Regions from separate parts of the Homo sapiens genome. Here region 2 is linked to region 1. Evidence: chromatin loops called from intact Hi-C (ENCODE). Cell type or tissue: chondrocyte. All regions are shown on one strand. Links, peaks and the distances in the headings refer to the core of each region. The heading gives the core; the rest is flanking DNA.

Region 1 (5,387 bases), core at 184-5,183:
CAGGTAACCTCTAGTCTTTTACTATGTTTCTGCGACAGTGGCATAAAACAGCTTTTTAATGAGACCTACTGAGATGCACTGACAGATCTCTTCCTTTCCTTTTGTGTCTAGCCCATCCACCTTCATGTAAATGATTTATCAAGAAATAAGACCTAGGATTTTGAGATGGGTACATAAGAGCAAAAGAGAACTAGGATGAGATCATTCTCTTTTGCCTGCCCTTCAGCATTCTCAATGCAAGCAGGTTGGGGTTCTAAAGGAAGAGCAGGGATGACTGGAACCCTATAGCAGTGAGTCTGAGGAATGGGATCATGGGGGACCCAGAAGGAGGAAGCAGAACTGGAAGATGTTTCCATTCTGTGAAAGTGGCTTTTGGCTTTGAGGCAGCAACAGTAATATTTCATGTCTTCCGTGGTGTCTCCTACCTTTAAATGTCAGTCTCTGCAGCTGCCTTATCTCCTGTAGCACATTTCAATTAGGTATTCCAAATTATACTCTTTTCTTCCAGGACAAATATGCCAGAGGTGATATTTACTGTTACAGCAGCATTTAAAATACTTAGGGGGAAAAAATCCTAGTGAATAGCAATTTCTCCCTTATAATAATAATAAAGCACAATAATAATGGAGAGAGGAGGTGAATTCTGGCTTTGATGCCAATAACTGGCTGACTTAAAGTGAACATCTTTTGTCTCCGCCCTCTTTTGTCCCCCTCCTCCTATTCCCGCCTCAGTGTGAAGGTTATAGTGTTTGGCTCTGTCAAGAGCAACCTCACACATCTTCTTCACTGGAGGCTCACAAATGCTCCTCAGAATGTCTATTTAACTATCTCTAGGTAGGACTGGGCTCTGACTGGGCTCCTACTTCACCCATTACCTGTTTCTTCCTTTGTCCTGAGAATGTTTGCATGAAGCCAGAATCTCTGTTTGTTTAGAAATTTACCAGGCACCACTGCTTACTCCTCACCTATGGGACATTGTAGGTCCTGATGGAACACCCCGGCCTCCTCTCTAGGAGGTATATGGGTTAGAAACTTATGTATTGTACCTTTCCTTCTTGGAATCAAGTCCTTGGCCTGGTAATGAAGGTCCTTCGATCTGGTCTGCATTTTCCAGCTCCATCTCCTACTAATCTTTATATCCTTATCTACTGTTTCCCTAGGCTGTTGTCTTCACGGCCGCCATGGTAGGTTTTGCCTATCATCCCAAACCTTGTGCAGGCCTACCACAGTACTTGACATATGGTGGGGGTCTCAGTCAGTATTCTCCCCTATATTTAGAACCCTTCCACTAGATCTTGTCTTCATATTTTTGATTCCTGCTCAGGGATCAGATTATGTTCCATGTCCTCCACTGAGCCTTTTCTGACCTCCTCAGCGCACTCAGTGCCGTTCCCTCTCTGAATTTCTAAAGTGCTCAGCAGCAGCAGCACTCATTTGGCACTTGGTATATACTATCTTATGCTATTTTGTATGACCATATGTTGTCTATACAACTACATTATAAGCACCTGATAGGGATAACTGTGCCCTGTGTGTTTTTCCTATCCCTTTGATTCTAAGATAGTTCCTTGAACATTGAAGATGCTCAGTTAATATTCATTTATTAAGTAGATAGATCAAGGAGTAAATGAAAGCAAGGATCCTAAGAAGCCTGCCTTTTGGTGCCAATCTATTCAATTTGGAATTCACAAACTTACCTAAAACAAGGCCTTTCAATTTCCTGTTTCCCCTGTAAACAGAGCTCTACCACCAGGATTTCTCAGAAGCTCTTTCTCCACACTGAACCCTAAAACTGAAGGTTCAGGTAGAGAGCTTTTCCAGTGTGAGAGAATTTTTAAAGCATCTGGGGTTTGGCACATCCAGTGCTTTGAAAATCAAGGTGTCTTGATCATTGGGTGAAGGGGATTAGAACAGCAGGCTGTGTTTTCAAGTTCAAGTCCATAAGCAGACAGGAATAGAATCCCACAAGAGTTTGTTCTGTCTCTGCCATTTACTAGTTAATCTCTCTATGCCTCAATTTCCCCATTTGTAAAATGGATTTAATAATGGCTGTCTACCTTATAAGGTTGCTATGAGGTGCCAGTGTGATAATAAACGTAAAAGTACTTTGAATATTGCAAAACACTGTATGAATGTCAGGAATTAGGCAGGCAACAACTATTTCTTGGGGGTTTGTTCTGCATGTAGCCCTGCACTATGTGTAGATAGAGGCCTCTGTACATTACAGAAGACTGGCAGAGGCATTGGGGATTCATCATGGCTGGAATTCTGGTTCTCAGATAGATGAAAGCTGGAAAAAGTATTATAGCCTAGCAATCACATCTGAAAGGTTGGCAGCAACAATTGAGTCAGAGAAGACGGGAGGTGAAGTATTGGCAAAAATTTGACCCTGGTCATTCTTTGAACACTTCAGATTTCCACAGATTCTATCCCTTTAACATTTCTGAACGTTATGATTTTGCTTCCTCCCCACACTGGCAGCTCTGCCTCAATGAAACCGTGTTGCTTTTTTGGTTGATCAATTGTGCCCAACTTCCTGATCATACTTGTCCTGAGAGCCTGTGTTAAGCTCATGCCGGCTCTCCCACCCCGCCCCCAACGCCGGCCAAAAAAAAGACTCTCTAAAAACAGGTGCCCCCGATGATCTCACACTGCTGCTGGCATTGGCAGCAGCCCAGAAGGGCCAAATGGTGACTTCAGGTCCAGGGAGGCTACTGTCCTCAGCTCTGTTTTCATGTAAATGTCGCTCCTGCTGAAAGGAAGTGGATGCAAAAAAATATCTGCTATGGAAGCAGAACTACCCCAGACTAAAATGTTGGTTTTTTTTTTTTTCTCTCCCCCTTTTCTTTTCCTTCAAGTTTTCCATGTGGCATCAGCAGCTGAGTAAGGGAAAGCTAAGAGGTTTAAGTGTGCTGGGGCTGGGTGGGCTAGATTAATAACCCAAAGCCTTCCAAGCTGGCGGTGCTGGGTGAGACAGGCCAACCAGAAAGCGTTAGGTTATGGGGAGCCCTGGCCACAGAGCCAGACCCTACCAGGGTGGAAGGTGAAGGAGCAGCGAGCTCTGCGTGCTTGCCCCGAGCCCCCACCTTCCTTCCTTCCTCCTCCCTCTGGTTTCTTTCCTCCCATTTTATCGAGTCCCTCTGAGATGGCTGCGCACCAGTGGCTCCAGCCTCTGACCGTTGCTGCCCTCTGCTGGGAAGAAAGCTTTACTCGGTGTGGAAAGTGCTAAGCTCTACCAGGGACCAGCTTAATGCAGACCAAGTCCACAGTCTGTGGCTAGTGTGTGATTTGGCCCAGAGGAAGGAAGGACAATTCAGAAAACCCTTGCACCACAGTGTTTCCCTAGTGGTTTCAGGTGGGGGCAGGACTTTGGAATCTATTAGGGAAGGATTGCTTGAATCCTCAGAGTTCTCTGTTCAAGAGGAACATCCCTGGGAGAGGAGCCTCCTGGCTCCTCTTTACCTGGGTCAGACATGATGTATGGAGACTCCACCATGGATGACCCTTAAATATGATGGATGGCTTTAGTTACAGGACACAATTCTTTCTCAAGGGAAGGTGACCAAAAGAAGTTGGGTCTTGAAGGGGCTGCAGGATGGGCCTGGAAGTCTCTTGGCTCTAAAGGAACCATCATAGAATGGGGATTCTGAGCAACCAGGAAGCAGCAGAAAAATATGCAAAGCCAGATGGGAGTGGGGAATATTGCCCATTAATGGGCAAGAGTACATAGAAAGGTAGATAATAAACTGGCTTCACCACTTCTCAACTTTCCCCAGAGCTGGCTGTGCCAGTAAACTGTGCTCAGCTGGCTTTGGATGAGAGAAGGACAAGAGGGTGCCTATCTCCAGCATGGCTGTGGGGTCGCCCTGCTCCATCTCTGGATCTTCAGCCTAGAGTGCAGCCCAGCCAAACAAGAGCGATGACCTCACTGACCACATGTAATTCTGCTTGAGGGATTTATTTTCTTCCATGAGCTCCTGCCAAGACTCTTGGTTAAAGCTAATGGGGCTCCCCCAGCCAGTGAGTGTCTCCTAGTTATATGTGTAAACAACGCCAGGCAGGAAATAGGTTTCCTGTTCTTAATGGGCTTGTTAAACCTCTTATCGAGTGGGGTTTAAATGGCTTTATTATGAATAATAATAATAGTAAATAAACATTATTATTATTAGTAGTAGAAAAATTATGATGTCAGCCCTGACTACCCCTTCTCATTTTAATCTTGCCAACGTGGAGGTCTTTGGCCTCTAAGTGCACAGGAATATGGTGAGTGACACTGGGACTTATAACTGGAGAAGATGGCAGAATTCATCTTCGTTGCCTGCAGCTTTCCAATCCTGAGCCCTTTTCCACTTTCATCGTGTTTCCATCTCCATCATTCCTTTCATTCAGGGTTTTCATGATCTTATTCTATCAGAGAAGATAGAACTACACATCCCTCTCCTTCTCAGTTTTATTTAGCATTGAAAGCCATGGACAGAGGTTCTGAGGTTAAATTGAGGTATCGGGTAGAGGGGATTTTGGAGAGAGCAGTGGATGCTGGTAGGGGAGCTCAGTTGGAAGTGGGGCTCATGTTCTGATCTTCAGTGCCGAATGTCTGTGTCCCTCCCTCAGATTTACATGTTGAAACGTAATCACCAATGTGATGGTATTAGGAGGGGGGCCTTTTGGGAGGTTAGTAAGTCATGAGTGCTTTGGGATTAGTGCTCTTATAAAATAGGCCCAAGGGAGCTTGTTCACCCCTTCCACCATGGAAAGACAGAAGAAGAACTAGAAGCCACCATCTATGAACCAGGAGGTAGCCCTCACCTGATGCCAAATCTTCCAGCACCTTAATCTTGGACTTCCAAGCCCCCAGAATTGTCAGATACAAATTTTTGTTGTTTATAAGCTACCCAGTTTATGGCATTTTGTTGTAGCCACCTGAACAGATTGAGATATCCAGTTTATAGCTGGAACTGGAGGTATACCAGGTATCCCAGACTTTGGTAATTTATGTATCAGGTTCACTATTTTCACCATAACTCCCTACAACAGTATTGATTTTCTTTACACCGATTATCTTGTTTGACTTAAGTAGATTTGGCATCATCTTACAAGCAATATGTCTTTGAAATCCTGGGTTCAATGTGTTAGCCAGGTTTTTTACTGACTGCATATTGAAATGAATATCTAAGAGCTAAATATTTTTTCCTAAAGTTCATCATGTGGCAAATGTGTCACACCCTCCAGGGAAAACATACCACAACATCTGGAGACACTGCTATAGGGTAGTGGTTCTTAAACTTTAGTGGGCATGAGAAACACTGGCAGAGCTTCTACCAGAAACACTGGTAGATAGCTGTGCTCTTCCCCAGAGAATCTGATTCAGCAGGTCTGTGGTGGGAAAT
Region 2 (5,387 bases), core at 254-5,253, 130 kb after region 1:
CTGGAAACTAAGTTTAGTTGGAAATTTAAATGCTGGAGACTGGATGCATCCTAGGAGTGGATTACTAGTATTGATACTCCTAGACAATTTTCTATTCTTATTTGGTTCTTTCTCCATAAACCTGACCAGTCCATGTATAGCAAGCCTCAAAGGATGCAAGCCTTGTTCTGGTGTTTTTTATTGCAAGTCAAAGTCTATCAGGAGCTGAGGAATGAGCAGCAGTGGGAGGGTGTATTAATTTCCTGTGGTTGCTGTAACAAATTATCACAAATTTGGTAGCTTAAAAATAGTAATTTTATTTTCTCATAATTCTGGAGGTCATAAGTCAGTTTCACTGGGCTAAAATAAAGGTGTTAACAGGGCTGCATGTCCTCTTAAATGTCAAGGAGAGAATCTGTTGCTTGACTCTTCCCATTTCTGATAGCTGCCCATATTCCTTGGCTTGTGGCCCTTAATCTCTATCTCCATATTCACATCATCTCTCTGTCTGTATGTGTGATCTTCCTTTGCCTTCATCTTATAAGGATTCAAGTGCTTGCATTTAGGGTCCACCTGGAGAATACAGGATAGTCTCACCTCAAGATCCCTAACTTAATCACATCTGTAAAGACTCCTTTCCAAATAAAATAATATTTACAGTTTCCATGGATTAGGATATATCTTTGGGGAACATTATTCAGCCTACTACAGAGATACCTTTCTCTTTTTGTAGATTCAAAGTGCTTGATCTTCTAAGAACATTGTTTGCTTACAGACATATTTCAGGAGTAAATGACTTCCAAACTGATGGTCCGTTGAAAAAAAGCCTGGGGCTGCTGTCAGGAAAGGTCTAATTTAGGTCAGCCTAATGCCACTGAACAGATGTATATGGCAACATTCCCAACTCCCATTAGGAAAATAAGCCATTAATTAATACTTATTGAGGAGCTGATAAGTAACTGGAAGAGCTGGTCTGAGTTCTGGACAAGGAATCAGTGACAATCAGTTTCCACTGTCTGGCTGTTGTGGGTAGATTGTGGTCCATCTCTGTAGGATAAAGTGTGCACAGTTGGCTTGGCACTCACTCTTCTGTGTCCAGCAGTAGCTCTTGCCATCTGTCTTATCAAGAGAATAAAAATGGGTCTAAGTTGTCACTGGGAGATTACTGAGTATCAGTGGACACTATGAGCTCGAGTGGGCAACCCCATGCAAGGTTAGAGCAGGGACTTCACCAATGTTTGAATTAGGGAACTTCAGTACCTAAAATTGGGATGCAGATGTTTCTTGACTTCTTCATGTCTTTTCCACCTCTTTCATATAATCTAAGGGGGATATGGACCTTGGAGGAGTCTTCCTCAAGGCTTTGGCAGGTGCTCCTAAACATGCTTCATCCATGCCTACTTGAGTGTAATCTGCTATCTTAAGCCACAGGCAGGAGAGATCAATTTTTCTAGTAACTTCTTTTATAATCCAGCTAGCTGAAGAAGTGTGATCAAAGAATCTTAAAAGTGTGATCTTGAAGAATCTTAGTTTCTCTTCTGTTGTAGAGAGAGGATAGTAATAGTTGCTAAGCCTATAGGCTCTGAAGCCAGACTTATCTCTATTTCCATGCTGGCTCCACTACTTAATAGCTGTGTGAGCTTAGGTAGATAATAAAATCTCAGATTCCCAGTTTTCTCAATTGTAAAATGAGGATAATAGTAACCAATATATGCAAGGTGCCAGGAGATATTCTAAGCATGTTACATGTATTTAACCTTCTTATTCTCACATCAACCCTATGAGGTAAATGTACTATTGTTATCCTACTTCAAAGATGGGAAAACTGAGGTACAGAGAGATTAAGTAACCTGTCTAGATCACACAGTAACAAGTCGCAGAACAAGAATTTCAACTCAGAGTATATGCTTCAACTCAGAATATACTTCAACTCAGCATATTTGCTGTTAACTATATTTTATGCTGCTTCTTGTGCCTCAGATTGTGAGGATCAAATAGGGTGGCCATCTATTCCAGGTCACCTTGGAAAGTTCTGGGTAATATCTCCTGTCCAGGTGAATTATTAATAGTGCCTCCTTCTTTTATTCTCAAAGGTATTGTCACATCTTGGTTTGAATATATTTCACATTTGGATTAAATAGTCTTTACATGTGAAACACTAAGAACAATGACCAACCCATAGGAAGCTCTCTGTTAATATTAGCTATCACTGTTTCTACTACTGCCATCACCACCACTGTCACCATCACCCACATTCATCCCAAGTCTGGGACCCTTAGGGTTAGGGGATTAACCCAAGTTCTGCAAAGGCATGTCATGGGAGCCACTGTTCCCAGTTCCCACACCCGTAGCAGACATTGCTCGTTGATCACAGTACAACAGTCTTCCTTACTTAGTGTCATAGACAACCATTCGTGATAGATCACGTTTGAGATGTGAAATTAAAATTATTTATCACACCTAGTTTTATTTAATCTCAGAATACAAAATCCCAGCGTATGGAGAATCTGAATTTAGTCTGAGCTTGTGGTTTTATATGAAAACTTATTTGATTCCTAGAAGTGATAATGAATTTGGGACCTCTTTAGACATCCTATGTCCCTTTTCTCCAATATTTCTTTCTACCTATTTCTCTATTATTTCTACCTCTTCTTTTATATAAATATAAAAGAAATTTAATTCATCAGTTTCCTATTCTCTGCCTATAATTTTATATGTTATAATAAAAGACTATTGAAATACTACCAAAGTGGACACAATATAAATAAGGCAACGGAGTGAGTCATCATAGGAATTACAGTTGGCACCCAAGATCAAAGGCTTAGAAAATCTATCTTTAAATGTGATTTGTGTAACTGGTAGTGAAATTCATTTCAGGTTGATTTTGCATGGCATAAGGGACATCTAGTGGTGATCTAGGTCTCTGCAGATTTACTAAAGGTAATGCAAACTCATAGGTAAAAGTATTAGGGCCTATATACCATCACCTTGAAAGGGAGTCCCAAGAAAGGAGGGGACCTTTTGTTGCATGACTACTTTTAAGCTAGCAAAGTGTAAAGAAACCTTTTTTGGAAAAAAATTAATTCGAGTACCAGCATTTCTGTCTATATTATTGTCAGTTTGCACCCAACTCTTATTTGCTGCCTCCTGTACCAGGTTGGAAATCATTCTGTTATCAGCTACCTGCCAACCTGACATATTCTTCCTATCACTTTCCCCACCTCTTTTGCTGATTGCAGAGGGGCTCTTTGGAGCACTTTGAAAAGCCACCTGATTAAAGCCTTCATTAGGCTAGAAGCAGAAGTGCTTCACAGGCCAGGCAAGAAATACTTTGTAATTGCTTCTGACGGGCAGATCTCCTTTGGCGGTTGTTGAGCCATCAGGAAGCCGTACAGCACTGGTCCACGTGTATTTTGTATAAATTAGTGGGCTTGACATTACAAGAGGTTGCCCCTATACGCAGTCATCTTCTTAGCCCCAGAGTTCTGGAACTTACCCATTAGCCTGCACCTCTTTATAGAACCCGTCTTACGCATGGTTCTGAACTAACTGCTTCTGTCACCTGGATTGCTTACAATACCTGCTTGCCTCATGTGCTACTATTGTTTCCAACCAACTATGCTAGACTTCTTAAAGGTTCTATTTCATTGAATGCTTTTACAGTATTTTCTATGACTCTTTTGTCTTTGAGCCTCTCAGATTAGCTTTTTCTACAAAAGCTGTTTGGCATGCCTATTGTCATCTATTTTCTTTCAGAGTAGCTGCTAACAGCCAGAAGCTGCTAGTTATGGCCAAAGGCCTCATTGTTGGAGAGTCGTTCTTGTTCTTTGACTCTAGGTAGAGAGGATGAAGGCTCTGAGATACTGTCTCAAAACATTCATGTGTTTTCTATGACAAGTCAAAGCTACATTGTCATATTAGAGGTGTCCAGTAGCCCCTTAGCGTGCCTCAGAGTGGGAGGTAGTGTTGGCACCGAACTTTGTCAGCCAGTCTCTTAGAGGATCTTACTGGAGTTTGTGATTGAGCTTTTACTTCTTCTGTTAGTGTTCTGCTGAGACATATACACTAATGATAGCTGCCACTCTGGGGTGCAGAACTTTCCATATAGATTGCCTTAAAAATAAAAGCAAATTTTCTATGCATACATGCCGGGGAAAACTCTACTAAATATTCAGTGGTTCCAAGAAATGCCTTTTAACCATTTGTAATACTTTAGCTTTCTACCTTTTCATCTCATTACTTATTTTCAGGCAGAATAGATATAGAGGCTTCTTTCTGCATTATAGTCTTCACAGACTTAAAGGCATCAGGAAGTAGCCCTTGTGATTTTCCTTGCTCTTCTTCTTCCCATTTTTCCACCTCCTCCTGTAAGCACGTACTTTGTGTCAGGCATTGAGAGATACAGAGAGAAAAGGCATAGGTTTCTCCCCTTGAGAGGCTCCTGGTCTACTGGAAGAAACAGACAATTCCAGCACAATGTGATAGATACAATGATAGCAGTTAGAACATGAAGCCATGGGGGCGGAGAGGAAGAAATCAGCTGTGGGTGGGAATGGAGTGGGTAGAAATATTGAAGAAGGTTTCTAAAAAGAGGTGATGCCTAAACTGTGCTTCAAGTGGCGAATAGTAGTTATCCAGGTAGAGAATCCAGGCAAGATTTATCCCTGGAATGATAAATTGGAGGACCTGCTGAACTTTTGTCAAGGCTGGTAACAATGAAGTGAGGACTAGATCAGGAAGAGGTTTTTATATAATGCTTCAAAGTTTGCATTTAATTCTGAAGTTGATAAAGAACCATCGAACAATTTTAAGCAGAGAATGACATGTTATTCCCAGACATGTTAATAGTGAGACGATTAGAGTCATTTCTAGTCCTCGGAATAAAAATAACAGTAGTTTCCTAGTGGTTCAGCAAGGTATGTTTTAAATTTCGTCATCTTTTTAATCAAACTGCTTAAGGCTTCCTTTCTACTCTAATAGTTACCTTTTTCCCCTAATTGCATAATGTATATATTTTTAGAGCTTTTCATAATCAGGTACCACCTATTCACCTCATCTTAATTCCTCTGCTTTGTGACATGTAACTTTTACTCTACTGGAGTTGGTGCCCTCATCAAATATTCTAAAACAGAAGGAAATGTAGGCATTCTCTGGGTAGGTTTGTTTAGTGCCTAAGAAAATGCAGGAAATGAGAGTGTGTATTTATTGAGCTTCTACTATGTGCCACACACTTTGCTAAATACAGGGAATGCATTGGTTATCACATCAGAAACACACAACCCATGTGTTTATGACGCTTAGTTTAGAGGATCGAAACAGTGCCATCCCTAGCAACCAGAGGGCACAGAAGTACAGTTTCAATCAAGTTTATGGTCATAGGTCCTTGTACATTAATTGACATGACAAAT

What was found. Peaks named below come from ENCODE experiments on the same cell type or tissue, not always from the same donor. Only the 100,000 strongest peaks of a DNase experiment are listed, where the experiment ranks them.
Region 2: a loop joins it to region 1, with 4 times the contacts of the local background. A loop is called at or near these places in 2 of 110 quality-filtered maps.

Annotation. Positions count from the first base shown.
Region 1 is chr14:78,563,562-78,568,948 of GRCh38, forward strand. All of the region lies in intron 4 of NRXN3 (neurexin 3), which reads left to right. Among named protein-coding and RNA genes, the nearest start is that of NRXN3-AS2, 140 kb to the right of the region's middle. In chondrocyte, for the core only: CTCF peaks have their summits at 3,183 (motif pointing left) and 3,384; no DNase peak of the experiment used is centred there.
Region 2 is chr14:78,694,675-78,700,061 of GRCh38, forward strand. The region is part of intron 6 of NRXN3 (neurexin 3); the gene reads left to right. Among named protein-coding and RNA genes, the nearest start is that of NRXN3-AS2, 13 kb to the right of the region's middle. In chondrocyte, for the core only: CTCF peaks have their summits at 2,891 and 3,090; no DNase peak of the experiment used is centred there.